Linked DNA regions of Homo sapiens: all the other regions are linked to region 7. Evidence: chromatin loops called from intact Hi-C (ENCODE). Cell type or tissue: endothelial cell of umbilical vein. All regions are shown on one strand. Links, peaks and the distances in the headings refer to the core of each region. The heading gives the core; the rest is flanking DNA. Region 1 has its middle 190 kb from the start of MAT2B. Region 2 overlaps LINC03000 (long intergenic non-protein coding RNA 3000). Region 3 has its middle 300 kb from the start of MAT2B. Region 4 overlaps LINC03000 (long intergenic non-protein coding RNA 3000). Region 5 overlaps LINC03000 (long intergenic non-protein coding RNA 3000). Region 6 has its middle 64 kb from the start of MAT2B. Region 7 has its middle 280 kb from the start of LINC03000.

Evidence for each region. Peaks named below come from ENCODE experiments on the same cell type or tissue, not always from the same donor. Only the 100,000 strongest peaks of a DNase experiment are listed, where the experiment ranks them.
Region 1: it touches region 7 in a loop (10-fold over the local background); 16 of 110 quality-filtered maps call a loop at or near these places.
Region 2: it touches region 7 in a loop (19-fold over the local background); 20 of 110 quality-filtered maps call a loop at or near these places.
Region 3: a loop joins it to region 7, with 8 times the contacts of the local background. A loop is called at or near these places in 2 of 110 quality-filtered maps.
Region 4: a loop joins it to region 7, with 15 times the contacts of the local background. A loop is called at or near these places in 75 of 110 quality-filtered maps.
Region 5: a loop joins it to region 7, with 14 times the contacts of the local background. A loop is called at or near these places in 3 of 110 quality-filtered maps.
Region 6: it touches region 7 in a loop (8-fold over the local background); 27 of 110 quality-filtered maps call a loop at or near these places.

What each region holds. Positions count from the first base shown.
Region 1 is chr5:163,694,787-163,699,173 of GRCh38, reverse strand. No RefSeq gene overlaps it. Among named protein-coding and RNA genes, the nearest start is that of MAT2B, 190 kb to the right of the region's middle. RefSeq lists an enhancer at 2,595-2,644. In endothelial cell of umbilical vein, for the core only: a CTCF peak has its summit at 2,707; a DNase peak (open chromatin) is centred at 2,663; H3K27ac peaks cover 662 bases.
Region 2 is chr5:164,473,529-164,477,915 of GRCh38, reverse strand. The region is part of intron 2 of LINC03000 (long intergenic non-protein coding RNA 3000); the gene reads right to left. The region is part of intron 1 of LOC102546299 (a long non-coding RNA gene); the gene reads right to left. Among named protein-coding and RNA genes, the nearest start is that of LINC02143, 8.3 kb to the right of the region's middle. In endothelial cell of umbilical vein, for the core only: no CTCF peak of the experiment used is centred there; a DNase peak (open chromatin) is centred at 2,385.
Region 3 is chr5:163,807,284-163,811,670 of GRCh38, reverse strand. No RefSeq gene overlaps it. Among named protein-coding and RNA genes, the nearest start is that of MAT2B, 300 kb to the right of the region's middle. In endothelial cell of umbilical vein, for the core only: a CTCF peak has its summit at 2,044 (motif pointing left); DNase peaks (open chromatin) are centred at 1,320 and 1,960.
Region 4 is chr5:164,502,299-164,506,685 of GRCh38, reverse strand. All of the region lies in intron 2 of LINC03000 (long intergenic non-protein coding RNA 3000), which reads right to left. All of the region lies in intron 2 of LOC102546299 (a long non-coding RNA gene), which reads right to left. Among named protein-coding and RNA genes, the nearest start is that of LINC02143, 37 kb to the right of the region's middle. In endothelial cell of umbilical vein, for the core only: a CTCF peak has its summit at 2,334 (motif pointing right); a DNase peak (open chromatin) is centred at 2,345.
Region 5 is chr5:164,420,338-164,424,724 of GRCh38, reverse strand. The region is part of intron 2 of LINC03000 (long intergenic non-protein coding RNA 3000); the gene reads right to left. Among named protein-coding and RNA genes, the nearest start is that of LINC02143, 45 kb to the left of the region's middle. In endothelial cell of umbilical vein, for the core only: no CTCF peak of the experiment used is centred there; no DNase peak of the experiment used is centred there.
Region 6 is chr5:163,567,167-163,571,553 of GRCh38, reverse strand. No RefSeq gene overlaps it. Among named protein-coding and RNA genes, the nearest start is that of MAT2B, 64 kb to the right of the region's middle. In endothelial cell of umbilical vein, for the core only: a CTCF peak has its summit at 2,058; DNase peaks (open chromatin) are centred at 2,083 and 4,173; H3K27ac peaks cover 331 bases.
Region 7 is chr5:164,011,323-164,015,709 of GRCh38, reverse strand. No RefSeq gene overlaps it. Among named protein-coding and RNA genes, the nearest start is that of LINC03000, 280 kb to the left of the region's middle. In endothelial cell of umbilical vein, for the core only: a CTCF peak has its summit at 2,446 (motif pointing left); a DNase peak (open chromatin) is centred at 2,429; H3K27ac peaks cover 933 bases.

The DNA of each region.
Region 1 (4,387 bases), core at 229-4,228, 320 kb after region 7:
AGTGAATAAATTACACATGTCAGATATTGCTCCTGTTAGTGCCCCTGATGAGGGGAAGAGAGTGGGAGACTTGGGATGATCTGGACCCCATGAAAAGCCTCTTCCAGACTAAGTCCAATTAAATCTCTTGGGCTTCTCTTCTGCTCTCCTCCAGGCCTATGGTTTGCAATATATGGGTTTGATCTAGAATGGGGCCCCCAGGAATCTGCATTTCCCCTATGTACATTGAATTCTGAGAAGAATTAGATAGTTGTTACCGCCTCAGGGAAATACTAAACATGTTCAAAACAATCCTCACTATTGTTACTCCTTAAAATCTTCTCACTAGGCACTAAATGTCTGGGTCAACATCAAAGCCCGGCAGGGAGTAACTTGCTCCATCGCTCAATTTTCCAAATGGTCAACATGCTCTGCAAATCAGACTGGTATTGGGTTAGTGGATCTTTAATCTCCTAGATGATCTGAACTAGAAAGATGGCCAGGCACAAGCCAATACTGAATTAATTTCCCTCAAAATCTGCCTTCCATAAATCCAGCCATCCCTGATTTTCAATACATGCAACCCAGCTTCATCCAGAGCATCAACCTCCCCTGAAACAGTTCTATTGCTCACTGAATCTCAATCTGTTCAGGCCTTAAGTATACACAAAGGTGAACGGAACGAAGAAAAGGGAAGATTGATCAGTACGTGTTAGAGGTTAAGAAAATTTTTCTACCCACCTCAGGTATTCATTGACCAGATACCTACCACACATGCTTGTGCTGTGCTAGAACCTGAAATCCCAAAGGAGCACAAAATCACGGTATCCACCCTCGTGGAGCTTACAGTCCAGCAAAAGCCTCTACTAATCAGCAAAGGTGGGAGGAATGATCTAATACAGAAAACAACTTTTAAAAAGTTGGAAAAAATGACATCGAAGGAATAAAATCAATGGATTTAGCATCTCCACTTTAGAAAGGAGGTACTGTGTACTTTGCCTAAACAATATACTGAATCAAATGCCCAACTTCTCCTGTCTAGATGGGATTCAGGACCACAAATTGATCAAATCACACCCTGTTTTGCCCACAAATCTCTTCCCTACAAAAAAAAACCATGATATCTAAGTAACCCCCCTCCCCCATTACTCATCCCCTCCTTTCGGTGATGCTGTTTTTCCTGATCCTTTTACAAAGACAGTTACCCCTTGGAAGATTTATTTCTTAAGCCAGGAGTTCACAGACTTAGGTAAGTGTTGAGAATTTCTTAGAGCACTTTTAAAAGTGCAGATTCCTGAGTCTTTCCTTAAAATTCTGAGCCAGTTTTCTACAATAAGATTTAGAAAATTTCATTTTTAACAAGCACTTTGTGTGTTCCACTCTTCTGAAGCCAGACACCAAGCTTCACCTACCGTGTTTCACTGATTATTCAAAATGGGAAAATTAAATCATTTCCCTAAACTTACACAGCAAGAAAATGGCAGAGTCAGGGTCCTACCAGAGCTTGCTGACCCCCAAGCCCAAGGACAGTCCACCGTTCATAAGTGGAATGCCAGAGGCAATTGAACTCAAAACTAATACGGTTTAAGGGGAAATAAAAAAGAAGTTCTGGATTCAGAGAAGGGAAAGGTGAGCAACAAAATCAGAAGCGGCTTAGAAACAGATTTTGCCAGCATCTCGATTTTGCCTAGGGCCAGTTCCACTCACGCTAAGGCCAGCAGAAGCATATCAGCATAAATAAGGTAAAGCAATTTCTATAAATGTGTCAGAAAAAAACTTGGTTTTACATGCAATTAATTGCAAAGACATTTCTTAATGGCAGCCTCCTCTTGCCTTTCCAAATTAATGAGTCAGAAAAGCACGGCTCTCACTAGCATCTTTAAAAGTGGGCAAACCCCCCCTCCTAGGCTCCCATTAAAACAGAACACAAGGACCTTCAGCTAAATACTGAAATCTCCTCCGTTTTAGAAAGTCATCTTGATGCTGTAAAAAAAAAAGTGTACAAATTTCTTCCTCGAATCCCTTTTGGTCCCAGAAGAAAAAGGGAGGTAGAGAACAAGATGAAGATGAAGATGTGTCATTTTGGGTGATGTGTTTTGCAACCTGGGGGTAGTTAACTCATTTGATAGATGGTTCTTTCTGTGAAGAAAAATGTCATTTTTACTAATGAATAAAAAGTTATGCAAGTAAAGAGGATGAGGGTAGGAAAAAAACCTAAACTATCACATGCAAGGAAGTATATTTAACAACATTTTCAAGTTCTTGCCGACTGTTTTTACTCTAGGGGTAAGTGTGTGTGTGCAGCATATGTTGGAGAGGAACTAATATTGAAATAATTTTCTTTTTATGACATCCAATCTATGAATAGACGAGGTCTGGTGTGCTCCAGCTACCCCTAAATTAAACTCCAAATTAAAGGCCAGCGTGGCTACCTGGAGGTTTGCATTCTGCAGAGCCTTGCCTTTTAAATGAACCAACAAGGGCCCACCTGTGTTTGTTACATGTCCCTTGGATAATTAATGCTGGTAATAACACCTAAGTGTTAGCACACAAAGCACCTGGAATGCGATTCGCTGTACACATTCTAATCACATCAGCCACCGAACTCTCCAAATGACCTTCTTCAAAACAATGACTGTCTTTGAAACCACAGAAGCCAACCTAGAAGGAAGCTGTATGCCAGGGTTTTGTTGTAGCTGAGCAGTTTCTAAAGCTAGAGTGTCACCAAGTGGTCAGGAATGGAAATAAGCTGCCGGTTTGTATTCACATCCTCTGGCCAGCCCCAACTCTGCCCCTGGGCAGCCGGAGAATACAGTCCATCTCCTTCGAGCAGGGCACCAAAACTGCTGGGGAGAAAACAGTGTCCCAGACGCCGCTTGCACCTTACAGGTGATTCTGAAATGCACATAAGTCCTAAGTCTTTCTACATTTTAAGAAGGCCTGTACGTTAACAAATATGAGAGACAGAAAGAGAGAGAGAGGTTGCAGTGAAGACCAGCCTATTCTACGTCATTATTTATAATATTGACATCGTCTTTTCTATTTTTAGCAGTCTGTCTGTGTCACTGTGTCCCACAAAAGATGGTGAGAAATATTGTCTCCATATTACAGGTTAGAAAGGAGGGTGGAGTGATAGGGATGACAGGGAGATGCCAGTCAGCTAACGGGATGAGGGCTCTGGCTTTGCACAGTCTCCTGTTTAACTGCTAAACCAATATCTCCTGCTGTCTGTTACCTTTTCATGTCCCCAACCGTTTTGTTTCTGTCTCACACAGTCTCTCCCTAGACCAGTGTCACAACTACATATTCTGATTTTTTTTATAGTTTTCTTGCTTTTTTCTTCCTGTTTTTCCCCCTAATGGCTTAGACTCAAATAACTTGGGTGTCTTCAAAGACCAGGTTCAGAAAGGGTTTCTCCCTCCTGTGGCTTCATATAATTATAGACATACCATTTTCCCACAATGCTGCACCATCGTTAATCACTTCAAATACAGAGAAAGCCAGGCGAGTTTTTCTGTGAACAGAGAGCTCAGGGTCCCATTTCAATTTGTGATTATATCAATAATCTCCACACTGTCTTGTGTGAACTAACCCATTATTTCTAGAGAAATTAGAAGGAAACGGCTAAAATCATATAGGCGTACCCTTGCTGACACAGGGAATATGTGTTTGTATGACATAAAATTCCAGATGACATTTGTCAGCTGCTTTGTCCTGCATTTCTAAGTGGCAAAAAGGGATTTTTGTCTTCCCTGTCATGACATTCATGTAGAGAATTGTGAGAACCTCTGTCATTAAAGGCACAAATTATCTATGGATCTCTCCCACACACAGCAGAGGCCAGTATGAATTTAAACTGCTTACAGATCAGAAGAAAAACAACAATGAATTAATTCTGATGTACTTTTTCAAAATACTGTAGTGTAATTTTCATGCTGCAGCCCCTATCCCGTGAGACCACTGGCAAATCTTGTAGCAATTTCACGGATAATCTTATGGCAGATTGGAAAGATTAGAGGCAGCAAAATTTCTAAAGAATAATTTCATAGAAAAAAAGAGCTTAACATAAATATTGTCATTTGTACTGATTATTTCTCATGAATACATCCTTAACCAAGGGATCATCAAGCATAAAATAAACACGACACTCAATCTCCAAAGAGGAAGACTTTTATTTTTCAAATGGGGATAATAAATAAGGAGAGATAACATATACTCCCATGGTCAAACAGTAGAGCCACAGGACTGCAGGAGGCAATATTGAGATACTATTTGCTTTTAAAGAAAATGTTTTCATTTGCTTAAAAAAAAGTTTGAGTACCTGCTATATACCAGGTATTAGTACAATTCTCCAGGCAGGAAACAAGACCTGTCTGCCCTCATGGAGGTTATATTCCAGCAGGAGAAC
Region 2 (4,387 bases), core at 169-4,168, 460 kb before region 7:
TCACACTAAAAAAGATGATAATTTCCACGTAAACATGAAGGTGCTGCAAGCTCTCTTAGCAAAGTGTCTCAAACTTTAGGGTACTCCAGAATTACCCAGGGATCTTGCTACAAACATTACGTCACTGAGCTCCACTCCTAGAGATGTGTTTTGGAAAGTCTGGGTATGACTCCAGGACTTTGCAGTTTGAACAGGCATCATGCGGGGTAACGTTGCAGGCAGCCCACAGACCGTACTTTACCCCAGGTAAATTATCCTTGATCTTATGGGGATAAAACAAAGCCAACTGTATAGCTGACCCTTGAACAACACAAATTTGAACTTCGTGGGTCCACCTGCACACAGGTTTTCTTCACCCGCTGCCACTCCTGAGACAGCAAGGCCAACCCCTCAAGACCAACCCCTCCTCTTCCTCCTCCTTTTCAGCCTACTCAACGTTGAAGATGAGGTTGAAGGCCTTTATGATAATCCACTTCCACTTAGTGAATAGTAAATGTATTTTCTATTCTGACTTTTTAAATAATATTGATTTTCTTAATACCACTGTCCTTTCTCTTGCTTTCTCAGTAGGCTATTAATAGTTAAATTTTGGAGGAGTTAAAAGTTATGCATAGATTTTTCAACTGCATGGAGGTCGGCACCCCTAACCCCTGCGTTATTCAAAGATCAACTCTATAACATTCTTCCCACCACAACTTCTATATGCTAATGTGGGAAACAATATGCAAAGAGATTAAAACTTCTACCTTTGACAAGTGGCCTGCCCCAAACTTCTCTGTTATCTTTGATTCATTCTTTTTTTTTTTTTTTACCAAGAAAGGGGAGTAATTGTCTTCCCCATCTCCACATGTAATACAAAAACAGTTTTAGAAATCTATTTCTCTTATTGATCACGTGTGTGTGTGTATCATGATTTACTTAGGCAAGAAAGAGCTAAAGTCAATCTCCCAACCAATTATTAATTGAAGTTTTAGTATCTACTGATTACTGGCAACTAGGCCCAAGGAGGTTTGCTTATCTCACTTCTCCCTCACAATAGCTTTAGGAAAAAGGTGCAGTTGTCCTCACTTTACAGATGAGTAAACAAGATGAATAGTTAGGGAACTTGCAAAGTTTAAAAAAAAAAAAAGTGAAATCCAAGCTTCAAACCCAGGTGTCTGATTTGACAAACCACTTTGTCTTCACCACATCTAACAGTTGTTATTTCACTTCATTTTTGGGGGGGCTGTAAACTTTGAGTGAATGATGAGTTTGTACCAGCTGCAATTTACTGTTTAATGGTACAAGTGAACCTATATCCTTCCCTCATACCCTTCGGTCTCATTCCCATCTAAGGGTGGGATCTGTAATCATGTTCTCCAACAGCCAGCTTCTAGCTTCTGTGGTTTTTCTCTGCCTTTGACAACCATTTATTCCTCTTCGTTTAAGATTCTGTCTCATCTATCTTTGATCTAGGCACCTTTTCTTTCTTCTCCAGAGTGTTTCTTCCCAGCAGTCTCCTAGTTTTATTATTCGAGATTTCAGACCTTCCTTTCTCTTTTAGCTTTAAGCTTTGGGCTTCTCTCTCTCTCTATCTGTGGTGATCATATGGCATGCTGTTTCTTTCATTTAGTTTTCTTTTTCGTGTTCAACCATATATTCTTTTTTGTTCCCCATTATTCTAGATTGCATCATACCACCTTAATCCTTACTAACCTGCTGGAAAGATTTTCTGTCTCTAGTATTTCTGATACCAGCCTGTTAACCATGGGGAAGAAGGGAACAATTGACATCCTCATAATTAATTTTATTGATCACATAGCTATTTTTCCAGAATTTTGCATACTTTTTTATTTACTCAAGTGTGTGAGTATTCTATCTGTGGCCTAAAATGAATTGGCAAGTTTTGATAAAATTGCCATTGAGCCTCAAACTTAGCAGTGAAGTGAATTTATAGTAAGAGATAGGATAATATACTCTCACACCTGAAACCACAAGGACCTCGTCAGCCATGAAAAGTAACATTTCATGAAAATAGAAAACAGGCTAGTTTCTAGACATTTCAAATCAGTGGATTTCTTTTGTTCTAAAGCATTTTCATAATAACTACTAAATTTAATTTAAAAAAATCAAACTCTTCTCTCTCAGGTTTACAATCCAGTACAAGGGCAGATATAAATTCTGTCATTGGAATGATTTACCTGTCACTATTGTATAATTTATAAATAACATAGAGAACAATGTAATTTTTTAATACCATGAGTTATACGCTTTATGTTGCAATAATTTTAGTTTAGTCTCTCTTTGCTCTTTAGCAAAATAAAAGTAAAAGAATTTCCAAAACAGAGGAATCGTGACAGGGAGAACAAGAAATGCAATGCATCAAAGCAACACAAGATGTCACTTTTACACAGGCCTGCATTTGCAGGTAAGGCTACATCTGCATTGTGCATAAAAGAGTATGTGAGGGGAAAAGCATCAAGATTTACAAATGCTTCAGAAATATGAAAAGGAGCAAGCAACCTTGGTTTTGTTTTCAATATTTGTAATAATATCTTGAAATGTATCAAGAAACTAGAATTATTCTCCTATATCTACATAAGTTCACAGAATACGTTGCTTTAACAATACATTGCATCTGCCCAATCCCCAACTTTCTGGATAGCACAGACTCGGAAAACAAGCTTATTCTCACTGCAAAGCATATTCTTTCTCTCGGCTTCCTTACTTCTGCTGCATTAGTTGCCTTCCAGCATCTTATTGGAGGTCTAATCTGTTAAAAATAGATCTCTGACTATTTTTCTTTTTCTGGTCCTGCCCAATTAACCCATTTTGCACACTGCTCCCAGGTGGACCCTCTTGGGGGCAATTCTGATCCCAATATTCATCTGTTCTCCAAGATCAGGTTTAGCAAGAAGTATTAGTTTCCTACTGCTGCTACGATAAATAACCACAAACTGAGTGACTTAAAGAATACAAATGTATTTTCTGTAGCTCAAAAGCCTGACTTGGATCTCACTGAGCTAAGATCAAAATGTTAGTAGGGTTGGATTATCTTCAGGAGCTCTGGGAGGAACCCGTTACCTTGCCTTTTTCAGTTTTTAGTGGCCACCTGCTTGCCTTGGTTCGTAGCCCCTTCCTCTGTGTTCAAAGCCAACACTATCAGGCCAACTCCTGTCCTGTTGCTATCTCTCTGGTTTTTCATAGTCACATCTTTCTCTAACCCTTTTAAAGACCCTTGTGATTACGTTGAGCCCACTGAAGTAATCCAAAATCGTCTCCCTATCTTAATGTCTTCAGGTCAGCTGATTAGCAACTGTAATTCCATCTGCAACCCTAATTCCCTTTGCCTTGTAGCCTATCATACTTACATCTTTAGGGAAGTCATTATTCTGCCTACTACACAAGGTATCCAAAGGGCTTCAAGATCTGGCCTAGTTTTACTTTCCATCCTTGAGCCCCTTCCAGGGTCTATTCTCATTTCTTTTGTGTCAAGTGTTTCGGCCAAACTAAATTTCCCATGAAGTGGCCAGTGTTCATTCTTTAATCCCTAAATTTTGTTCATGCAGTTCTCACTTCCTATGTTATTTTCCAACTTCTTTGAAAACATATCTTCATTCTTCAAGTTTCCTCCCCCTGTGAATCTTTTAAACACTCTCTTAGGCAGAACTGATTACTCCTTCATGTGTGCTTTCATTGACTATATCTTCTACAGAATTATTGTGTTAAGCCATTTGTAATTTTTTTCTTTCCTTTTTTCTTTTTTTTCCCTGAGGCCCCAGGATACACTTTTCCCTAACCCTTCCAGGTGCAAAATTGTGAAAGGTGGTAGATATATTTTGTTAGATGTTTGAAAAGTATGTTATAAAGTAAGAGAAGCTGCCATTACAGACTCCTTTCTCCAAATACCAGTGGTTTACCATAATAGAAGGTTATCTTTTGATCATTTATAATACAGGCTGGTGTTTCTGGTCTACTGGTAACCTCATCCATATTGATTCAAGGACCCTGGTGCCTACCACCTCCTGGCTCTGTTATACTACCAGGCCCTTCTAATTCAAATCCAGACAGTAGAAGGAAAAAGAGAATGTTCAAGAGACTCATTTGATTTTTAAAAAGTAGCTTGGAGGCTACTTCATTTTTATTTACATTCCCTTGGAGAAAACTCTGTTACATAGTCCCCCCAGGGCCCCCCAAAAATGGCAAGGGAGCCTGGGAAATGTAGTCTAACCAGGTATCCAGCAAAATCCTATTACCACAGGGAAGAAGGTAACGGGTTTTAGTAGAAAACTGTGATACGTGCTACAGAGTGAAGAGTCTGGTTCCTCCATGACTCCCCTGAGGGAAGTCATGCTTCCCTCCTGCCAACTCTTATTTGAACATGTATCTCTTATGTAAACTATAATAT
Region 3 (4,387 bases), core at 251-4,250, 200 kb after region 7:
AGAATGACACCCAGTTTAGTATTTTGTCTCTGATTAGAGACACTATAGATTTGCAGTCGCCTCCATGTAATATAAATCAATAAAGAATAATTTTCCAGGCAGTAAATCAATTGTCAGTTCAAAGACCCTAATACCCTTGTGCAAGATTTATTGAGAACATGAATGGCAGTCTTGTTAGGAGATGTACAGCACGCTTTATAGGGACATAATAGTGTAAACCCCAAACTATTACCTTCACTATGGTGAAGAATCCAACAGGAATAACCCTTTCATTTCCATGGAAAGCAAACTCAAATAGATTTTTCAATTACAAAATGAAAAATTTTAAAGATAACAACAAGATAAAAATCTCTGGACTGGGAAGATATATCAGTCTTGAAGTCACCATAACCCTTTTGCTGGGACTTTCTGTACCTTGGGTGTGGTGGACCTATCAAATTAGTATTCTAAACCTTTGCCATCCAGTAGGATATCTGCTAGCCCCATGGGACTATTAAAATTTGCAATATGATTAGTCCAAATTGAGATGTGCTGTAAGCGTGAAATAAACACTGGATTTCACCTAGTACATCACAAAGAATGTAAAATATCTCATTAACGATTTTTACATTGTTTGCTGAAATGGTAATAGTTAGGATATGTAGGATTCAGCAAAATATATTGTCAGAATTAATTTCAACAATTTCTTTTTATCTTTGTTATAGGGCTACTATTTATTTTAAAAGTACATACGTGGCTCACATAATCTTTCTATTGTCCATCACTCTTCGTTGCCAGGCATGTTGAAAGAGAAGTCTTTTAACCCTAAAAATAAGTCTCAAGGGATGGGAGGTGGGTAAACCTAGGAGCACACCAAATATATCTTCATGGGTAAGTCCTTACAATTTTGGAAATAATGATAACAACCCAGAGTATTGAGAATTAATTTGCTAAAGTGGTCCAAGTGACTCACTCAACAATTGTATTATTGTCAGCCATGACGACCCAGCAAATCCTCAGCAGACCAGATCATTAGACAAAAATAAAACTTTGCTTTTTAGAAGAGACCAATATGTGGATCCTCTGAAGAGGTGGGAAAAAGATCATAGCTGGTTATTCATTGGGGGTGGAGGGAGAGGCTTCCACAGGCCATATGATAAACACGATTAAAGTTCTAGGCAAACGAAACTAGAGAGCCAGAAAGAAGAAAAATGCCACATCTGCTAATGGCTACATAATCAGATTTCAGCTGATGAGAGCTATATGGAAGATGAAGCCAAGAGAAGTCTGATTAACACTCTACAAAAATATTTTTAATTTGTTCGTGTCAAAACATATCTTTGATTCAATAGTTACAGTGTTATTCATTATTGTATGCCCATAATCTTGCACAGGATCTTACTCTAGAAAAATGCTCAATAAGTACTTGCTGGATGAATAAAATGATTAAATGGAAAGAAAAACAATGCATGATGCAAATTTTTCTACTGCACAGAACTAGAAATATTCATGGAGCAGATTAGACAGTTTGTAACTCCAGACAATGAAGAAGGAAATATTAAGAGTAGATTTTTAGACAGAAGAATAAGGAAAAAGTAAAATGCAAAATAACATTAATGAGTCCTAAATCAGGGGAAGGTAAACAAGAATTATAAAATGAAAAGAATATTAGAGTCTAGGCTAATTTTTATAATTCTCCGGCTGAGAATTATAAGTCATAGGCTTTCTGAATCTCAAAATTTAAAGTTGTGTAAAAGGCTTTGAAATTAATTATAAAACTTCAGCAGTCTGTAACGTCAGTGATATGGGAGAAATCAAAGAATCTAACAATCCCAAAATCCTCAGTAAGTCCTTTAACAGATTTAACATCAAGAAGAAAATGCATGTACATTTCAGTGCTTCTCAACCAGGGGTGACTTTGCACCCCAAGGGATGTTTGGCAATGTCTGGAGACGTGTGTCTGTGTGTGTGTGCGTGCGCACATGTGCGGGTGTGTGTGTGTGTGTTATTACAACTAGAAGGTGCTACTGACATCTACTGGGTAAAACCAGATATCCTGCAAAGCACAGAACAGCCCACCTCCCCCCAAAGAATTACCCAGCACAAATGTTAATAGTACAAGTTTGAGAAATGCTGATCTACAGTGATACAGAAGCAGTATTTACAGAAGCCAAGAATGGCGAGACAAGAATATGCCAGAAATTTCAGAGCACTCTGCTGATAGGACAAAAGAATAGTTTGTAAAGACAAGCTTAAAAGAATGAAATAATACCTAAATTCATTTTTGGTCCCTGGTTTTTCTCTCAATAGCATTTCAGAAGTTTTGCTAGAATTCTTCTTAAGAAATCATCATCTCTAAGAAAATGAGAAAAAATAATTCAAATTTATATGGGAGATGTATGTGTATTTTATGCAGAGGAAGTAAAAATTATGCTTTATTCTATTATGAATAAAAAGACTTGTCATAAATTGAGTCTGGGTTCATTTCTTTATGCTTAATAAAGCCTGCACACAGCATCTGAAGAGAAAGTAGATAGAAAATGTACCCATTAAAATATTTACCCTTCCAAGTAACCTAAAGTGGTAAGAAATATAGGCTTAATTATCTTCTAAGATTTTCAGCTATCACCTGAATTTGTAGTCCTACTATACTTGAAAAATAGAGAACAAGTTTAATACTAAATTTAAATCTACTGCTTTAAAAATACTTTCCTTGAGCTGCAAACTATAATCATGTATTCTATATCACCATGAGTTTTAGTACATTAATACGATATAAATTATGCTTTAAAGATATATTCATGATTTATAATAATTGCAACTCTCAGAAACTAATAGCCAGAAGCACTTGACTTTTACCTTCAAATATTCTCACTCAAATCCAGTTAAAATACTGTTTGAATCAGCATAAGAGCTTCTATAGTGGGATTTTAGAAACAATCATCATTTTTTAAAGAACTCTGCTATTATGTTAATACTTAATAGCTTGATGTGTTACTCTTCCCAGGTAACATATTTTTATTTTTGTAAAAGTTTATTAAGAATATGCTTTAATAGAATTCTACTGCTGACATTTTCAAGGGCACAAAGCTAGAAAGTATATATGCATATGGATGGGTGGGAGGGAAGACGTGGATGAAGGGTGGGTAAATTTTTAGAATTTCTCACCATATTAGTTTGCTGAAGACACTATAACAAAGAACCAAAAATGGTCTGGCTTAAAACAACAGAAATTTATTCTTTCACAGTTATGAAGGCTAGAGGCCTGAAATCAAGGTGTCAATAGGGTTGGTTCCTTCTGGAGACTTTAAGGAAAAATCTGTCCCATGCCTCTATCCTAGTTTCTAGTGGTTGCTGGCAATCCTCAACATTACTTGGCTGTGGCAACATTTAACTCCAATATCTGCCTCTGTCTCCATATGGCTTTTTTCTCTGTGTTGCTAGCTCTTCTTTGCTAGTTGGTCTCTCTGTTTCTTCTATTAAAAGGACACAAGACATGAATTTAGGGCCCACCTAAATTCTGGGATGATTTCATCTCTAGATCCTTAATTAAATCCCTCCACAGATCCCTATTTCCACATCCAAACACATTCTGAGGTTCTGGCTGGACATAAATTTGGAAGAGAGACATGATTTCAGCTCACTACGCTCACCATATCTTATTTGTGGTCAACTATTTTGTTTAAATAAAGCTCTGACTCTGTCTGTGTATCCCTCTCTCATTTTCCTTATGGCACCACGCCTGAAATTGAATGTGGATCACCCTTCCCAAGGACCCATGATGTCATCTATAAAATAGCATCACCACCAACAGATGTCAATGAAAGAACCCAAACTGACTTAGAATAAAGTAGCCAATATACCAGCTTGGGGCTTTTTTAAAAAACAGGTTGGGTATATTAGATAAGTGATTTAACTTTTCAATGTCTGTGTTATCAGGAAGGTTAAATGATATAATGTACTTGGAGTTTGATCCTAGCTCTTCCACTGAATAGCTATTTGACCTTAGACAAATTACCCAGTTTCCTTTATCTCATATTCTTTATGGATAAAATCAGAATAATATAGATTTTAATGGCAAGAGAAAAATCTTGCATATGAATATGCCTACCACTGTGGATCTGACGGTTAGCCAGATAATAAATTTTATTTAGCCAGCACAATGGAGTTTATTTATTATTTGAATTTAAATTACTTTAGGCAGAGCAGGCATTCTCTTCAATTTGCCATAGGCTCCACTCTCCATTTGAATGAAACTGAGTTTATCTGTACTGAGAGGCCTTTGAGTTTATGTCTACAATGTTAATACGTAGCAAAAATTCAGTAAAGGAGTAACATCAGAGGCTACCTGTCCCAATACTAACTGTCCTGTTCAGAAAAAAGGAATTCACCACCTACAGTGAAAGCT
Region 4 (4,387 bases), core at 145-4,144, 490 kb before region 7:
CAGATGCTCCCTCTTTGCTATCTTCTATAACTTAGGGTCTGCTAGTTCTTCTTTGTGTCTCTCATAATCAGTATTTTTGTCTTTTATCCCTCTGTAAGAATGGTGACTTAATTCTATGGATGTTAATATCAATGTCATAAATTCTCTTTTATGTTTAAAAAACCATGTCTACACATGTATGCACACAGAGGGAGCAAGAGAAATGATTACATAATGATTCTATGTTTCTAAGCTTATTTTTTAAATGACTTGAAATTAAATGTATGAAGTTGTTCTCAGCAGTTCTACCTAGGGATGATAATAAAAAAGCATGGGGGTATATGGCATTTAATTTTTTTTTTACTATCATCCTATATTTGACACACAATTTGACAAAGAAAAAAATAACAGCAGAATATGCATTCATCATCTGCAATGATTGCAAAGTACATATTAAAGCCATGCTGTAACAACTGCACAGGTTCCTTCAGTGTGCTCCAGGTATTATCACACAAGAGGGCTCCAGGCTTTAACTATCTGTCAATGTGATTTCGCTCTGTCTCATAGCTTTTGCTTTTGCTCTCTTCTGTGTTTCCTTAACCTTCCTTGGTCATTGGCTTTTGGTCTCATGGCCTGCATTTGCCCGGTGCTGCAGCAGCAGGAGAGGGCTTTGGCATGCTTGCTCTTTGATAAAAATCATAATTTTTACATTTGGTTCTAGCTGAAAGCAGACCTCGCATATTGCACCATATTAGATGATGGGCTATCCAGAAAATGCTGTTTTACAAGCCCTTTGATAGCAGCAGCCCCAGGGTTTACTATTTCATCCGTCTAGGTATGCAGTTCCTAAAAACTGCATCAGCATTGTGCTTTGCTCAAAGGAAACAAGCCACAAAGACTGGCTGATAAATATTGATTAATCAAAATTGCAAAATGCTTATTTGTAAAGTACAGTTTGGAAATTAAATGTTTTATATATGGTTTCCTTTGTGGTTTGGTTTTGCCTTCCAGGTTATCTTATGTGCTTTTTGAATCTGGTAACATATTTCTTATATCTCTCCCAATAACTCTGTAGGATATTTTACAAAAGCAAAGGCATACACAATGCCTATTGCTTGAGAAAATGTACACAAAGCAAACTAAATATGCCATGGAAAGCTAATGATTGAAATCCTAATTTCCTTTGGCTTCATTTTTGAATAGAGCCTGCAAGATGAGTCTAGAAAGGAACGATATTGCCTAACAGGATTTTAAGGGTCTGCAGTGTTCATTCATGCATTAATTCTCTCAGCCACACAAGATCCATAAAATGCTTTCTGTACTGATGCTGAAAGAGCTGGAGAACAATTTACAATGTTTGTCTTCAAGTAGCTTCTAGTCCAGTGGTGAGGCATACATGGAAGTTGATGATTACAAATACCAGATGGCAGGTCCACTTGGTCTTCTTAAAATTGGTCCCTTAGCCTGCCATCTATCCCAGACAAGGGGTACATACATGTTCCTTATCTTGCATATATGCATAATTTTAACTTAGGAAAAATGCCTTCAGGATCTAGAGCCTACCAGATCAGGATTCTGCAGTCACCCATAACTTATACTCCAGGCATCTTCCAAAATGTATGTCAAGCCATACCTTAAATATATAAATTAAATACATATAAAAATTAAATACGTTTATAAATTATACATATATATGTGTGTGTGTGTATATATATATATATATATATGTTACTTTGGCCAAGGTGATGGAATGTTGGCTCAGAGCAAGAAAACTACACACACAAAATGGAGGGAATGGCTGTATACAGGCTTTCCCTAAACAGTCATAAAAATACTTTATAAAAATGAAAATATAGCCAGTGGTGAGTGGCCTCCTTTATACTGATAGAGTATTAATTTGGAAAGAGAAAGCATTTGCAGATGCTTTGATGCTGCTCTGTCGTTGCTTTATAAAGTTCTTAGCAACATTTTTGGCTGTTATGTACGTTTCTTTTGTTTCCAGTTTGTTTAAACTACTGTATGTGTGTGCAGGGAGGTATGTATGAGGGGTCCATGCAAGTAGAAACTCCATTTCCGAGGCTCCAAGCTGCTCTAGCAGAGCAGTTGAAATGATCTTAAATAAAAGTAGAATCATTCCAACACTGCCTGTGAAAGATGATATTAACATGAGGATCATAAAAAATCGATTTCCAAATTGCCATTGGGTTGCTAAATAGCACAGGGAGGTGAGATGAAGAATTAAGAAGCAAACGGAAACTTAGATATCAGAAACAGCTCAGAGGAGGGCCGAATGGAAGGGAAAGGCATAAAATGATTTTGCCAAAGGCAGCTGACAATATGCATCAGAACAGCAGGGGGAGCTATGGTATTGCAGTTGTCAAATCTCAGTTTTAATAAAGAGAAGTTTCAGATTTATGGTTCTAGCAAAGAGGACATGTTAGTGATTCTTACTTTTGTAATAAACAACCTAGCTACAGACACTGGGTTGAGCTTTAATGATCTGTATCTTCTATTGAGGCCAGGAGCGTGATCAGCACTTCCTGGGCTTTGAACAGAAGTGGTCTGTTTTACACACCGATGTGAATGAATTTACCCTCGGGTTGGTGTTTTTCTTTCTAAATGTATAGGTTTGAGTTTTGAAAGAAATCATTCTTGCCTTTGGTTAATTAAGAGGAGAAACTTGCTTTGTGGGAGAAAATGTGCAAAGTGTCAAGTAGGAAGCTAAGGAAAGTTTTCTAAATATCAGAGGTGGTTTATTTAATTGTTGATACAAGCATTTTTTTAAACAGTTTCAGTTGGCAAAGATGTAACTGACAAGTGGCAGAGTAGGTGAATGTGTACACATCAACTCTTCCATAATAACGTGTCCTCCTACCTCCCATAAGCAACTAATTTCTTAGCTGTTTAGGCTGCCTCCTGAAAATAACTATGTGGTTTTTTTTTTTGTTTTTGAGATGGAGTCTTGCTCTGTTGCCCAGGCTGGAGTGCCCAATCTCGGCTCACTGCAACTTCCACCTCCCGGGTTCAAGTGATTCCCCTGTATCAGCCTCCCGAGTAGCTGGGATTACAGGCGCCTGCCACTATACCCAGCTAATTGTTGTATTTTTAGTAGAGACAGGGTTTCATCACATTGGCCAGGCTGGTCTTGAATTCCTGACCTCAAGTGATCCACCGGCCTTGGCCAACCAAAGTTCTGGGATTACAGGCATGAGCCACAGCACCTGGTCAACTATGTATTTTATTCCTATTTAGGTTCTTACTTAAAATAGATGACTAGGTGTAGGCACAGTGAACTGAACTTATATCTCCTAGATCCATCATTATTTAAAATTACTTGGACACCAAGAAACCTGCCCATCTTCTTTTAAAGCTACTAAGACATTATTCATGAGTGGACTCCCAGTATCCTTTGGAAATGGTAGCAGGGGTGACAGCCCACAGGACAATTGTATCTAAAAGGCATCTGTCAAGCAAACTCCCTCTAAACTGAAATGATTTATTATAATTCAGGACACTGTATTAGTTTGCGAGGGCTGCCGTAACCCATTACTAACAAACTGAGTGGCTTGAAATAACAGACATTTATTTTCTCGTAGTTTGTGGGTTAGAGGTCCAAAACCAAGTTGTAGTCAGCAGAACCATGTTCTGCCAAACGCTCTAGGGAGGAATCCTTCCTTGCTACTCTCTAGCTTGTATTGGTAGCTGGTGATCCTTGTCATTCATTGGCTTTTAGGTGCACTGCTCCAATCTCTGACCCCATCGTCACATCACCCTCTTTTCTATGTCACGATGTCCTTCTCCTCTTTTTATATAGACACCAATCACTGGTTTTAAGGCCCACCTGAAATCCATGATGATATCATCTCAATCCTTAACTAACGACATCTGCAGAGACCTTATTTCCAAAAAAAGGTCATATTCTGAGGCTCTAACTGGACATGAATTTTGGGGGGACACTGTTCAACCCATTATAGGCAAAAGTAAAGGTAAATGAAGATTATTTTTACTGGTTTTAATTGAAACAATAAAGAGAGGCAAATTAGTAAAATTGTGATGATCTTAAAGATGTAAAACATGAGAAAGTAAGTACTTAGGAAAATAAATACAAATATGCTCCCAGCAAGGGCTTACATACTGTTTATTTATTATTTTATTTTATTTTATTTTATTTTTTTTGAGACAGAGTTTCGCTCTTGTTGCCCAGGCTGAAATGCAATGGTGCGATCTCGGCTCACTGCAACCTCCACCTCTCGGGTTTAAGTAATTCTCCTGCCTCAGCCTCCTGAGTAGCTGGGATTACAGGCAACCCCCACCCCAAGCCTAGCTAGTTTTTGTAGTTTTAGTAGAGATGGGGCTTTACCATGTTGGTCAGGCTGGTCTCAAACTCTTGACCTCAGGTGATCCACCC
Region 5 (4,387 bases), core at 181-4,180, 410 kb before region 7:
GTTGTTGTTGTTGTTACTTTTCAGACAGAGAGTTGCTTTGTCACCCAGGCTGGAGTGCAGTGGCACAATCTCAGTGCACTGCAAACTCCACCTCCTGGGTTCAAACAATTCTTTTGCCTTAGTCTCCTGAAGAGTTGGGACTACAAGCATGCACCGCCATGCCCAGATAATTTTATTTTTAATTTTTTTTCAGCAGAGTCAGGGTTTTGCCATGTTGGCTAGGCTGGTTGTTTGCTTTCTTTTTATTGAGTTTTAAGAATTCTTTGTATATTTTGGATACAAGTTCTTTACCAGATATGCTTTTTGGAAACATTTTCTCCCAGTCTGTGGCTTGTCTTTACATTTTCTTAAATGTGTATTTCACAGAGCAGATTTATATTTTAGTGAAGTCCAACTCATAATTCTTTTCCTTCATTGATTGTGCTTCGAAAATGCTTTACCAACCTAGGGTGACCTAGATTTTCTCCTATGCTATCTTCTAGGAGTTTTATACTTTTGTGTTTTACATTTAGGTCTATGACCCTTCTGGAGTTAGTTTTTATGAAAGATGTAAAAATCAACATCTAAATTCATTTTTGTAATGTGTTGATGTCCATTTTTTGTAGCACCTTTTGTTGAAAGAATATCCTTTCTCAATAGAGTTGTCTTTGCTTCTTTGTCAAAGATGAGTTGACTAGAAATGATTGCTTTTTTGACAAGAAACAGTCCAGGTTTTTTGTCATGTCACTGTGTGAATAATTATCCGTCTGAATGTACTATGTATTGTGATATTATCACTGAGAACACTTATTTGAAGTTAATGCAAACTACCAAAATAATTTAAATTTTAAAACATGCTTCAGTAGAACAATGACTCTGACACAATCATACTGGTCAATTCTAATTAAAATGAGCAATATCTTGCCCTTGTCCATGTACAGATAGCATGCCCTATCCGCTTATTACTTCTTCACTGTTCCACATTTGTGTATAAGATACATAGTAGCAGAATAGATTTTGACTGTGGATATTATTCACATGATGCCAGTTTGACTATTCACAATACTAATAAACACTTAGAAGCCTGGTTAATAACATCAAAGGTATTTCCTTGGACAATCAGAATGTCACAAGGTTTTGTGGGTAGAATATGAGAGAAGAGAGCTACAGCAAGTAATCAAACCAGGGCTTTGTTAGTGTTTCTTCTCCTTCTCCCTTTCTTTTCCTGAGTCATTTTATTTCATTTGCATAACTAGTTCACAATAAAATAAATCCTGAGTCCTCAAGACATTAGCATTGCAGCATTGATCAAGCTGTGTAAATCAGCATCCAGTAATTAAAATACAGATAGATAGATAGAAGTAGATGTTATAAATTACAGGAGATATGAGTTGCCCCATGCTGTTGGGGTTCATGTCTAATATCCTTCCTTTCCTTTTGAAAAACAGTCTTGCCTTTCTATGAAATTTTCACTCTAATAAAATTGAAATCCCTGCCCCCATTATAATCCTTTGCTTGCGTTATTTTCTTTTTTGCAACAATCCTTCTAACAATGATTTGTCCTCAAAACTGGGTATATAATTAGCTTGGTCCAGTGCAAAAGAAAATGCAAGCCTCCTTGTACAAGTATTATTAAGAATTTCAAGATGGCAATAATAAAGCATTAATCCAAGCATTGGGCCTAAGTATCAGGCATTGTACAACTGCATGATCCCTATCTGTCCTAAACAAAGTTTAGATTGTATCATTCGTATTTTTTCTACCTCAGTCAACATTAGTATCTCATTTCTCTGAAGCTTCCTGGCATTTTATTACAGTAGATTTCTTGCTTTCATAAGTTCTTCTACCTCTATCTCCCCCTGCACCCCCTAAAACACGATTTTGTCAACAGTCAAAATGGGGAATTTTAGGAGTTTGTGATTTTCCTATTAAAAATGGATGCTTTGTAACCCTTTAAATGGTCAGATTTTACCGCCTGGGTGACTATGGTATCATTATTACCCTATTTACAAAAAGAGCAGTGCTTCAGTCAAGTACAGGTCTGATTTTTAAAGTCTACGTGTCTGTTGTTTCAAGTCGTTTTAGCTAAAGCAGACCCCCAGCAGAGGGCAGTCACTTTACGGAGAGCAGCCAGACTGTTTTCCACAAGAATCTCCAATCCTGCTACTCCTCACTGGGCAGGGCCTCTTGACCTGGGACTCCAGTCACCACTGACCTGGGCTCTTGGGCCAGTAGCAGCTCTGCACTTTTGTGGGACAGAGCTCCCAGAGGGAGCAGGCAGGACACCATTTTGCTACTCTGCATCCCTCGCTCCTGTTGCCCTTAGGCTCCAGAGGGCATGTAGTGATGAGGGACTAATGCAGACCCCCAACACAGTGCAACTGCCTTATGGAAAAGTGGCCAGACTGTTTAGACTGTTTTCCATGTGAGTGTTCAGCCTCAGCACCTCTGGCTGAACATTCCCCATAGCAGTTTCTCTGAGGTGCAGCTCCCTGGGGCAACTGAAAGCCCCTGTGCCCCTGCTGCTGCAGTGGTACTGCCCTTATTGCCCTTGGACTGGGGAAGGAATGAAGACTCTGAGTACTTTAATCACACCTCCAGCACACCACAGCTGCCCTAAGGAGGAGAGGCAAGTTTGTCTGCCTAACAAGCCTCCTGCCCTCCCTGCTTGTCACTAGGCGGGGACCTAGGCTTGGGCCCACAATGTAACCACCCCACACTGGGCCAACTGCACTGATTGGTAGCAGCTCTGCATTTCTATGGGGTGGATCCCCAAGAGACAAGTGAAAGGCGTCTGCCACAGCAACTGTCAAATTCCCTTCCCCTGCTCCCTCCATCTGGGAAGGAACATAAAGCCTGAGCTCACCCTATAACTGTGGTGTCTAACTCCAGAATGTCAAGCTGAGACCTGCAGCCAGCACTTGAGTGGGAAAGGAGCTCACCCTTTCAGAGCACTGAGAGGGAACATGGCTGCAATCCTGAGGAAATATAGAGGGGCCACCTGGCTGAGCAAGAGAGTACCTACTACCATTTTACTTAAGCATCAAATACTAGATCACAGCCCAGACGTCAACACCAAAAATACTTTGTTGATATACCCCCCCGTAAAACTAAGGACAAGAATTCAGCTACAAAGATAGACCCTGGACAAAGCCTTGGCCCACTGAAAACATCCAGAAAACTAGTCTACCAACTGTACTCAAATCACACCACAGTTAGAGGATCATCAGTCTACACAGATGAGAAAGAACCAGCCCAAGAAACTCTGACAATTCAAAAAGCCAAAGTGTCCTCTTTCATCCAAATGACCTCACCAGTTCCCCAGCAAGGGTTCTTAACCAAGCTTAAATGGCTGAAATGACATAAATTGGATTCAAAATATAAATAAGAACAAAGATCATCAGGATTCAGGGGAATGTTGAAACTCAATCGAAGGAATCTAAGGATTACAATAAAATGATAGAGAAGCTTATAGACTAAATGGCCATTATCAGAAAGAACAAAACGACCTAGTAAAACTGAGAAACACAGTATAAGAATTTCGTAATGCAATCACAAATATTAACAGTAGAACAGATCAAGCTGAGCAAAGAATCTCAGAGCTTGAAATTGGTTCTCCAAACTAACTCAGACAAAAATAATAAAAATAGTAAAAAAGAAAGAACAAAGTCTCTGAGAAATATGGAATTATGTCAGCAGACCAAATCTATGGCTCACTGGCATCCCTGAAAGAGATAGGAACAAAACATGGGAAACATATTTCAGGATATTGTCCATGAAAATTTCCACAAAATCGCTTGAGAAGCCTATATTTTAACTCAGGAAAGGCAGATAACTCCTGTGACATACTATGCAAGAATACCATTCCCAAGACATGTAGTCATCAGATTCTCCAAGGTCTAAATTAAAGAAAAATCACAAAGGCAGTTAGAGAGAAGGGGAAAGCCACCTACAAAGGGAACCCCATCAAGCTAACAGCAGACAGTTCACCAGAAACCCTAACAAGCCAGAAGAGAATGGGGACCTATATTCAACATTCTTAAAGAAAATAATTTCCAAGCAAGAATTTTATGTTCAGCCAACTAAGCTTCATAAGTGAAGGAGAAATAAGATCATTTTCAGACAAGAAAATGCTAAAGGATTTTGTTACCACCAGACTTACCTTATAAGAAGTCCTGAAGGGAGTGCTAAACATGGAAAGGAAAGACTGTTACTGGCCACTACAAAAACACACTTAACTACATCGACCAGCGACACTATAAAGCAACCATATAAACAAGCCTGCATGATAACCAGCTAACAACATGATGACAGAAACAAATCCATACATATCAATACTAAATTTGAATGTAAATGGGTTAAATGGCCCAATTAAAAGGCACAGAGTGGTAGGCTGGACAAAGGATCA
Region 6 (4,387 bases), core at 239-4,238, 440 kb after region 7:
TGAAACTGTAAAGCTGAGGGTAAAATATCCCTTCCTGGTGATTTAAAATCCGTTGATTAATCTCAAGTTGATGACCTTGTTCCCCTGCAACAATAGAACTTTAATTCATCTCACTCAGCCTGCCTCTAACTAGTTTTCAACAATCACTAAACAACCAGCACATAGTGGCTATCCGATGAATAGAATCCTTATTAATAAATACAAATTAAATGAAGCATATCAAAAGAACCTGATCCCAATACCAAAGTAAATAAGGACTTTCTCTGCATTTAAGAGCAAAATACATCCCATTTGGAAAAATCTCAGGTACTCTAAAGCACTGTTGTCTGATAGAAATAAAATGCAAGCCACAAATGCAAGCCATGTATGTAATTTTAAATTTCCAAGTGGCAACATTAAAACATGAAAACAGGCTAAAATTAATTTTTAAAATAGACTTTTATTTAACTCAATATATCCAAAATATTATTGTTTCAACATGCAATCAATGTAAAAAAAAAAATGATGAGCTGTTGTACATTTTGTTTTCCACAGTACGTCTTTGAAATCCTGTGTGTGTTTTACACTTAAGAACGCACCTCAAGTTGGACGGTTTGCATTTTCAATGCTCTATGGATTTATGTGACTAGCGGCTACTATTATTGGACAGGGCAGCTTTACCATAATAGCCACGCTAAATATATGTCAGTAAGCAAATTTTATAGTTAACTCAGATACAAGTGACCAGAATACAAAGAATGGTTTTGATCTTACAGAAATGGCAACATTTGGGAAGCAATATAGAAGCAGGCTATCAGGACTCTGAAAAGAGCCTTCCCCAAATTTCTCCCCCATGTGCCTCAGTTTCTCCATCTATAAAATGAGGATAAGAGCTCTAAGTATCTCATATGGCTTAGTGCGTTACAACAGTTCATACAAGTAGACTCTTTGGAACTGTGCCTGGAATATCGTAATAATCAACAAATCTTAGCAAGAAGAGGCTGATGATAAATACCTTGAAGGCAAGGACTGTTTCTTATTCACCACGATAAGCCCCAGTACCTACCACAGTCCTATTACACTGAAGCTGATCAATGAGCATTTTCTTTTAAGATATTAAGAGTGGTAGAGACTGTGACGTGCTTCCCAGATTCTTCTTTGAGAAATAAAAGGAATTTTACCCAGGCTGCTAGGAGTGCTGCTAGCAAATAGTCCTTAGCTACCATCTTTCTTTGGGGATTGCCCCAGCTAAAGAGCAATGCCTTGGTAAAGTCAAACTCCTTCTCCAAGGTGGTCCACTTACAACACAATGACTGTTGGGCAGGCTGTCTGCTCCTCAGGGAAGAGAGTTTCGAAAGGCCATTCCAGCTCCAGAGTTCCTCGTCCTTGTGTATATATCCTTGGGCATGCACCATACTCCACTTCTCCCTCTACTGCATCCTGTTTTCTTCCCCTCCCTTCCACTGGTGCCAATCCCAAAAGTACTCCCCAGTAAACATCCTGTATGTGAATACACAACCCAGAGAATGCCAACTGCAATGAAAAGAAACAAGGACTGCCTATTGAAAGAATAGTTAACACTATGAATAAATAATATTTACCAATGTTTTCTTAACAATTTATATTAACCAGGTCAGTACAAATATTGCCAGTATACCACACAGCACAGATTCTCTCCTTGAGTCTTCCCACCAGAAGTATATTTTTTTTCCAAGATACACAACCAAGCGGTGACAGAAGAAATGAGAACAGCTGGGAGCATTGATACTCTTTTTAAGAAATCTTTCTTCTTTGGGTTACCCAAGACCCACATGCTACAACCAGGCACATGCCAGGGTGAGCCTAAACCACTGGGTTCTCTCGCATCTCGGACTTTCAAATTCTTAAATTTGCCCTTTACTTTAAAAAGTCAATGATTTCACCAAGAAAGTTTGATTAGTTTCTTTTACTTTCTGTAATGAAGTGCCATCCTTTTTACACTTGAAAGGATCTTTGTAATAATGCAACATTGATCTTTTGAATACAGATGAGCTAACCTAGATAATAGGATTTAGAATGTGAAAGGCTGGACTTGCGATGATATTTAAGGCTCCAGTGCCATCAAGAGGAATTACAGCACAAAACATCTGTTTCCTGAGACATTGTCTGATGCCTCATAAATAAATGTAGGATCATGTTTCCTCCTGCACATAGTTTTTATTTGTTTCAACATCTTAAAAGAAGTCAATATGCTGTGTCCTCAGATGTCAATCATCCAGTACAAAAAAGAGAGAGAGAAGAGAGAGATTTAGCTCTGAGATCTGTCTTCTTTAGGTCTGCAGCCTTAAGGCTCTAGGTCTAGAACTGGGATTCAATTCTGATACTAGAAAACAGTTCTAATAAAACTTTAGCAAAAATGGAAAGACAATCATTCAAAGATTTTTTTGCACCAAGTTCTGTTAGGGGCTGAGGATACAAAATGAATTGAACACAATTCAAGCCTTGAATAACTGACAAGAGGAGACAGGAGAATAAAGTTTTGGAAAGTGAAGTGGATTCTCCAGGAACCATATGAGAGGGTGCCATTCTTCCATCTCCCCATTCTTTAGAAAAAAACAGAGACTTTGTGGTGGTCCCATATTCCAAGAGAGGCTGAGCAGGTACTTCTTTATATGAAGCCTCACACACAGTGGGTAGCTCTTGCTCAGTCAGGGCAAATTCCCTGTCACCTGTGTATGGACCAATAATACATTTAACAGTAGAGCAAGGTAAAAAAGAGCTATCCCAAAAATCTCAATTCAATGACAACTGCAGGAGGATCCATGCTACTATTCTCTCTACTAATGAGTATGTATGAAATTATCCATAATTTTGAAAAAAAAAAATAACTCCAAATCTAGCTTGGGACAGTGTAACTAAGTCACATACAGCATTGAGTGCTAAGTATGAGACACCGAGCACAAAATATTTAGAGACCAGAGGGCTCAGTGTGGGCTAAACTGATCGAAGAAGCCTTTGAGACTTAGGTAATATAACGACTGATAGTTATTGCCCTCTTGTTCTGTGCCACGTGATATTAGCAGCATATCACCTGCAGTTTATCATTTAATCCCAACAAGGACTGTATGAGGGAGTTACCTCTATTAATAGATGAGAAAGCTGAGGTCCAAAGTGAAGTAACTTACTCCAGAGTGTACAATTATCAGATCGTGGAACTGGAATTGGAACTGTTTGGCCCAAAAGCCTAAAGTCTTCAACAACCAAACCAGACCAAATACTTGACAAAGAGCTAGGATGGGTCAGAAAGGCATAGAGCCAATAATGAAGATTGGGATACTGAGACAGGCCACCAGGAAAGGCAGATTGAGAGAACACAGGTAGCAATGTAAGCCATGCCATGAAGAGAAACTAGCAATACAGAGTCCAGTTTGGGGTCTGGGTAGGATGCCAGACCTTGGAATGACAAATCAGGCCAAAGGAATTAGAAAATGTGCAGGAGCCCAAAGTGGGAATGCACTTACTGGAATGCCTTATAAGACAGGATTTTGGTTACTAGGCAAGCCGGAAAGAGCATAGTTCTAGATGCAAAAAATGAATTCTCAGCAGAGTATCATCAGGGCTAATTGATGCCCTCATCATACCCTGTCTAGGAATAGAATTAGTCCTCAAGTCTGGCCTTGGGCTCATTACTTAGGAATTCAGTCACCATAACTATAAGAGAGCTGTATCCTCCAAAACACATAGTATGGCATTGTAGCCCCATGAAATATTTTAAAAGAAAACAAAAAAGGATGGGAGGAGGAAGGAAGAGAATGAGGAAGGGAGGAAGAAAGAATAGAAGAGGGAGGGAGGAAGAGTGAGTTTTAAATTCCTAGGTTTAAATTGTTTGAGAAACCCTGCATGCAATCGCATCTTTTGAGGAACTTATAATGCACATTAGCATAAAACTCCATTTGAAAAAAACAATCATTCTCCAAGCTTATTTGACCACTGAACCCCACGGGGCACACTCTAGAAACAAATAGTTTAGAGAAATGCAGGGGCAGAGAACCACACCAACTTTTGCAGAAAAAAAGAAGAGTATCACAGAAAGTGCGGATGGCCTGAGAAAAAGGCATGAAAAGGCACAAGGATTAGCCAGGAATTATGGTTGAGAAGAGGTGAAGATTCAGCTGGAAAAACACTGGGGCCAGATTACAAAGGACTTGGAAAGCCTGAATAGACAGAAAGAGGGGAGGTTCCTGAACTGAGCAATCATAACATAAGCAGCAAAGATGGAATGCCCTAGATCTAAGAGCTCAAGATCTGCATTGAGATTAAATCTAAAGGAGCGTGGGCTCCAAGGGTTGGGGAGGTGGGCTGTGGTTTTCAATCAATGGAAGTGTATGCAGTGAAAAGTGCAGGCTCTGAAATCAGACATTTCTGTTTG
Region 7 (4,387 bases), core at 182-4,181:
TCTGTTGTTTACAAATTATCCAGTCTAAGGCATTTTGTTACAGGAGCCCCAGTGGACTAAGACTTTATCTCACAATGCTCTTCAATCCTGTGAATTGGCTCAAAAGTCTCTCTTTCGAAGAATGTGTATTGACTTCTTATTGCTGCTGCAACAAATTACGTTAATACTAGCTTATTATCTTACAACTCTGGAGGTAAGAAGTTCAAAAATGGGTCTGGCAGGGCTGCATTCCTTCTGCAGTTTCTTGGGGAGAATCTGTTTCCTTGCCTTCTCCATCTTCTTGAAACCATATACAATCCTTGTCTCTTGGCTCCTTCCCTGTTAAAAGCCAGCAGTATAGCATTATAGCATCTTCTCCTTTCTCTCTCCCTCTCTCTCCCCACTATTATCACATTGCTTTCTCCTCTCTGATTTTATGTCTGCCTTTTATAAGGTGTTTCGTGATTATGTGAGACCTACCCCAATAATCCACGGTATTCTTCCCACCTCAGGACCCGTTTGTCACATCTGAAAAGTTTCTTTTGCCATGTAAGGTAATATATTCATGTGTTCCGGGGTAGGTGTTGGGAGTAACATTATTCTATCTTCAGCAGACCTTCACTGATTTTCTGCCATTGTAAAACTTTGCTGTCCTCTGGCCACCACAAAACCTTAACTGTGTGCCCCCTCAGAGCCAGGTACAGGCGGTTACCCAGGGCGTTATCTGTAAAAGATGTTAGAACAACACTGTAAATGTAGTAAGTTGGAGAAAATTGTATTTGCTGGAAAACCTCCAAAGACGGAAGTCTGTTTCGTTGAGGGAACACTTGGGTAAGCTATTTAGAGAAGACGGAGGAAGATGAGACTCTCAAGAGGCATCTCCCAGGAACAAAATGGCCATGACACTACCTTCTAAAGAGGATTCTTGTTTTGCAGAGAGGACCTGAGACGGCCAGGGCCATCTTTCTCTGCCTTTCCATCCATGAGCTCAAATTCCTTCCTAAACAAACAATGAATACACATTTAGACAGTATTAGTTGAAAGAGAAACCAAACCTCAGCCAGCACACAGGACCAATGTATCCCAGTTGGGCATCTATCTACATTTTAGCAGATATCACTTTGTTATAAATTTTCTCATCTGTAAAATGGGGACAAGGGTATTTCTACATAAGTTGTTGGGAAGATTAAATAAGTAAAATGTTAAGAACAATGCAGTACACATAGTGAATGCTCAATAAGCCTTAACTATTCTATTGGATATAATTGTGCCTGTGTGAAGGTCATGTGGTTTGATAGACTGTGCAGCCTCCAAATCCCAGAGTTCATAATTTCTGAAGTGGCTAGAACTTTACTGTTCAATAAAGAAGCTAGTGGACACATTTGGCTATTTACATTTAAATGTAAATAAATTTAAATTACATAAAAACGTAAAATCCAGTTCCTCAATCACACTGGCCACATTTGAAGTGCTCAGTAACCACAAATGGCTAGTGATTATCTTATTGGGCAGCACAAATATGGAAGGCTTTTATTATCACAGAAAACTCTTTTGCATAGCACGTTCAATAAACGCCCCAGTGTCAAGGAATATTGTAAGGTTTTTAGAGAGCTGGAGAAAGCTTAATATACTCGCAAAATCATACATACATGGCAGTCATAGCTCTTTCATGGTAAATTTAAAAACCATAATAGATTTGAAATCAAATAAGCATGGCATCATTAACTCTGTGCTGAATATATAGTTGGGCTTCCAGGTTTCTGATGTTGTGATGAAAACAATTTGTTTTGACCTTCACCTTCTGTGGACAGCCAATCCAAAATGATTATCCTTCTTGTGGTAATGACATCATTTTCTCATAATCTTAAAACTCTGGCTTAGATCAAGTAGGTAAGAAAAGAGGGCACTTATAATTCAGGTCATGTTCACATTATCAGGGATGAACAATATGCTTTAATATCCTGAGTCTAACATATCGCTTAACTTACTCTAACATTTTTCTTTCTGTTCTAACCACATATTCTCCATTCTAGCCCCAGTGAAAGTGCAGAATTTATACCAAGGCCATCAGCACAAGGAGTTCAAAATGTACTCTCAAGCAAGAATGACAAGCATGTCACCACTCCAATATTCCATACCCACAGCCAATATTGCTAATCAATCCATAACATTCTCTCCATTGTCTTGGATGCGGCCTCAGAATCCTTCTCAACACAAGACTCCAGGTAGCACCCATCAAACAATTAATATTTCCATTCGAATACGGACAATGACAAGTAGTTGTCATTTCTGGGTCAAAGAATGTTTACTAGATAGAAAGAATCAAAGAAACAGGGGAAAGTCAGTTTTCCCATTTAAACAATGCTACTTTCCTTAAGGCACAATCAGGGTTTCGCTTCGCCTCCCTTTTTTAGTATAAGAGAAATGCTCTTTAACCAAGAATTCAGTGGAGCAACAGTGCCACCCAATGGCTGGTTAGATTAGTTTTGCATTTAACTGTTACCATCTTAAGAGAGAAACTGTCTTTCACTCATAAAAATGGGAGCTGGAATTGACTATTAACTGTTTAAGCTGCTATTCCCGTTTTCCTGAATGATAGTTACAGAAAAAGTAGGGGGAGTTCTGAGAAATGGGAATTGTCTTGAAACAAAAATCTCAGCACGTTTCTGTTATCAAACAGCTCAACAAGAAGAAAGGTTCCAAGTGAATTTACAAATGAACAGGACAGATTTTTCACTTCTTATATATAAAGGGGTAGAATGGGCAAGTTTCCCCACCCACCTCCTTGCCCCAGAGGTGAGCGTGGTTCTTTCTTTCCTATTTTCTAATAAATCACTGTGCTAAACGTCCCCTACTAGAAACATTAGAGTAGGTATATATATTGCAGCATTTTATATGCAAAAAAAGAGTGTAGAGGCTATGACAAGTGTTATAAATAGAAGTATTATTTAGTTTAAAGGGAAGCAGAATTTACATTTCCCAAATCGGAGACCACTCAAGCTTTGAGATTCAAGTAAGCAAAATAAATCTGAGCTTTTTGCACTGTGAAATCGAAGTTCTAACTCTATTAATAGAAGAGGTGAGTAATAGATTTTCCTGGTCTGATGGTGGTGGGATTTTATTACCCAATCTTCGTGATCTGCATAGTTCATCAGCCACTTTTCCAACGTGAGGTGACAGGGAGTCCCCAGGCACTAAGGCTGCATGTTGCTAAGTGCTGGGTTTTTCTCTCCCTTGGAGGGACTTATTTGAAGTTCTGGAGACATCCTCACAGGACTTAAGCCCAAGGAAAGCAAAAAGCCTGCTCTTCCTTTTAACTTCCAATCAATCAAAATGTTCACAGAATATATTTAAAAAAAAAAAACACGTTGATATTCTTTAAAAAAATTCCAGCAAACAGAATGAGTTGGTGCTAGGTTGATCTGATAATTTTTAATGTATAAAGAAGTTACACACAAATATTTATTACTGTTTACTAGGGATTGCTATGATTAATGACTTTTGAAAAAAATCAAATTTCCAATCTGCTGTTAATTTATGGTCAAAGGGCTTTTGCCCAGAACTTTTTAACTCAACCTTTGTCCTCTGGTTATTTTGGTGAGATGAACTGTGTTTTGCTGATAAATATGATTGATTGAAAAAAGACTCTGGCCTTTAAAGAGAAACTAGCAGGCTGAACAGAGGCACACAGCAAATATTTTATGCAAAAGCCAAAAATACAGTGCTAGTGAATCTGAGAAGAATATTCAATTAACTTCAGGTTTCTTCATTGAGTCAGTAGGTAGGAAGTTCAATTATAAGAAGTTTCATGGGTTATTTTAGTATTTTTTAAATAATTGTAATTTATTCTTACAGTGATGAGATTGTATGAAGTAGTTCAATGAGAGGCAAGAAGATGTGAAGCGTACATGGGCAAAATTTTAGATCAGCGGACCTGTGAATGAATCCTAGTACAGCCAGAAATGATCCATGTGAATTTGTGTAAATTACTTAACATCTATGAGCTTCAATTCCCCAGCCTGTTAAATGGAACACCAATAGCACAAACCCATAATATCATTATGAGGATTAATGAGCATGGTGTATGGTGAGAGAAGACAGAATATTCAGAGGGAATGTCTCAAGTCAGCAATGGAACTGGAGTAACAGGAGATGAAAGGAGAAAGGAAGATTTGCAATCCAATAATGATAATTATTTTGGAATACTGACACATCCTTAGGCTTAATGTAAGTGGCCAGAGACTATAAACTAATAGGTCCGTACAGCCAGTGGTGGTCTTGCAGATATGTCTTGTTAGATGACAGTGCTTAACTTTGGAATGTGTTTACTTGGAAGAGGGTCCTATATTTGCCATTTGCCACCAATGGTCCCATCATTTTCTACTGTGCTCAACCCATCTGGATTCTC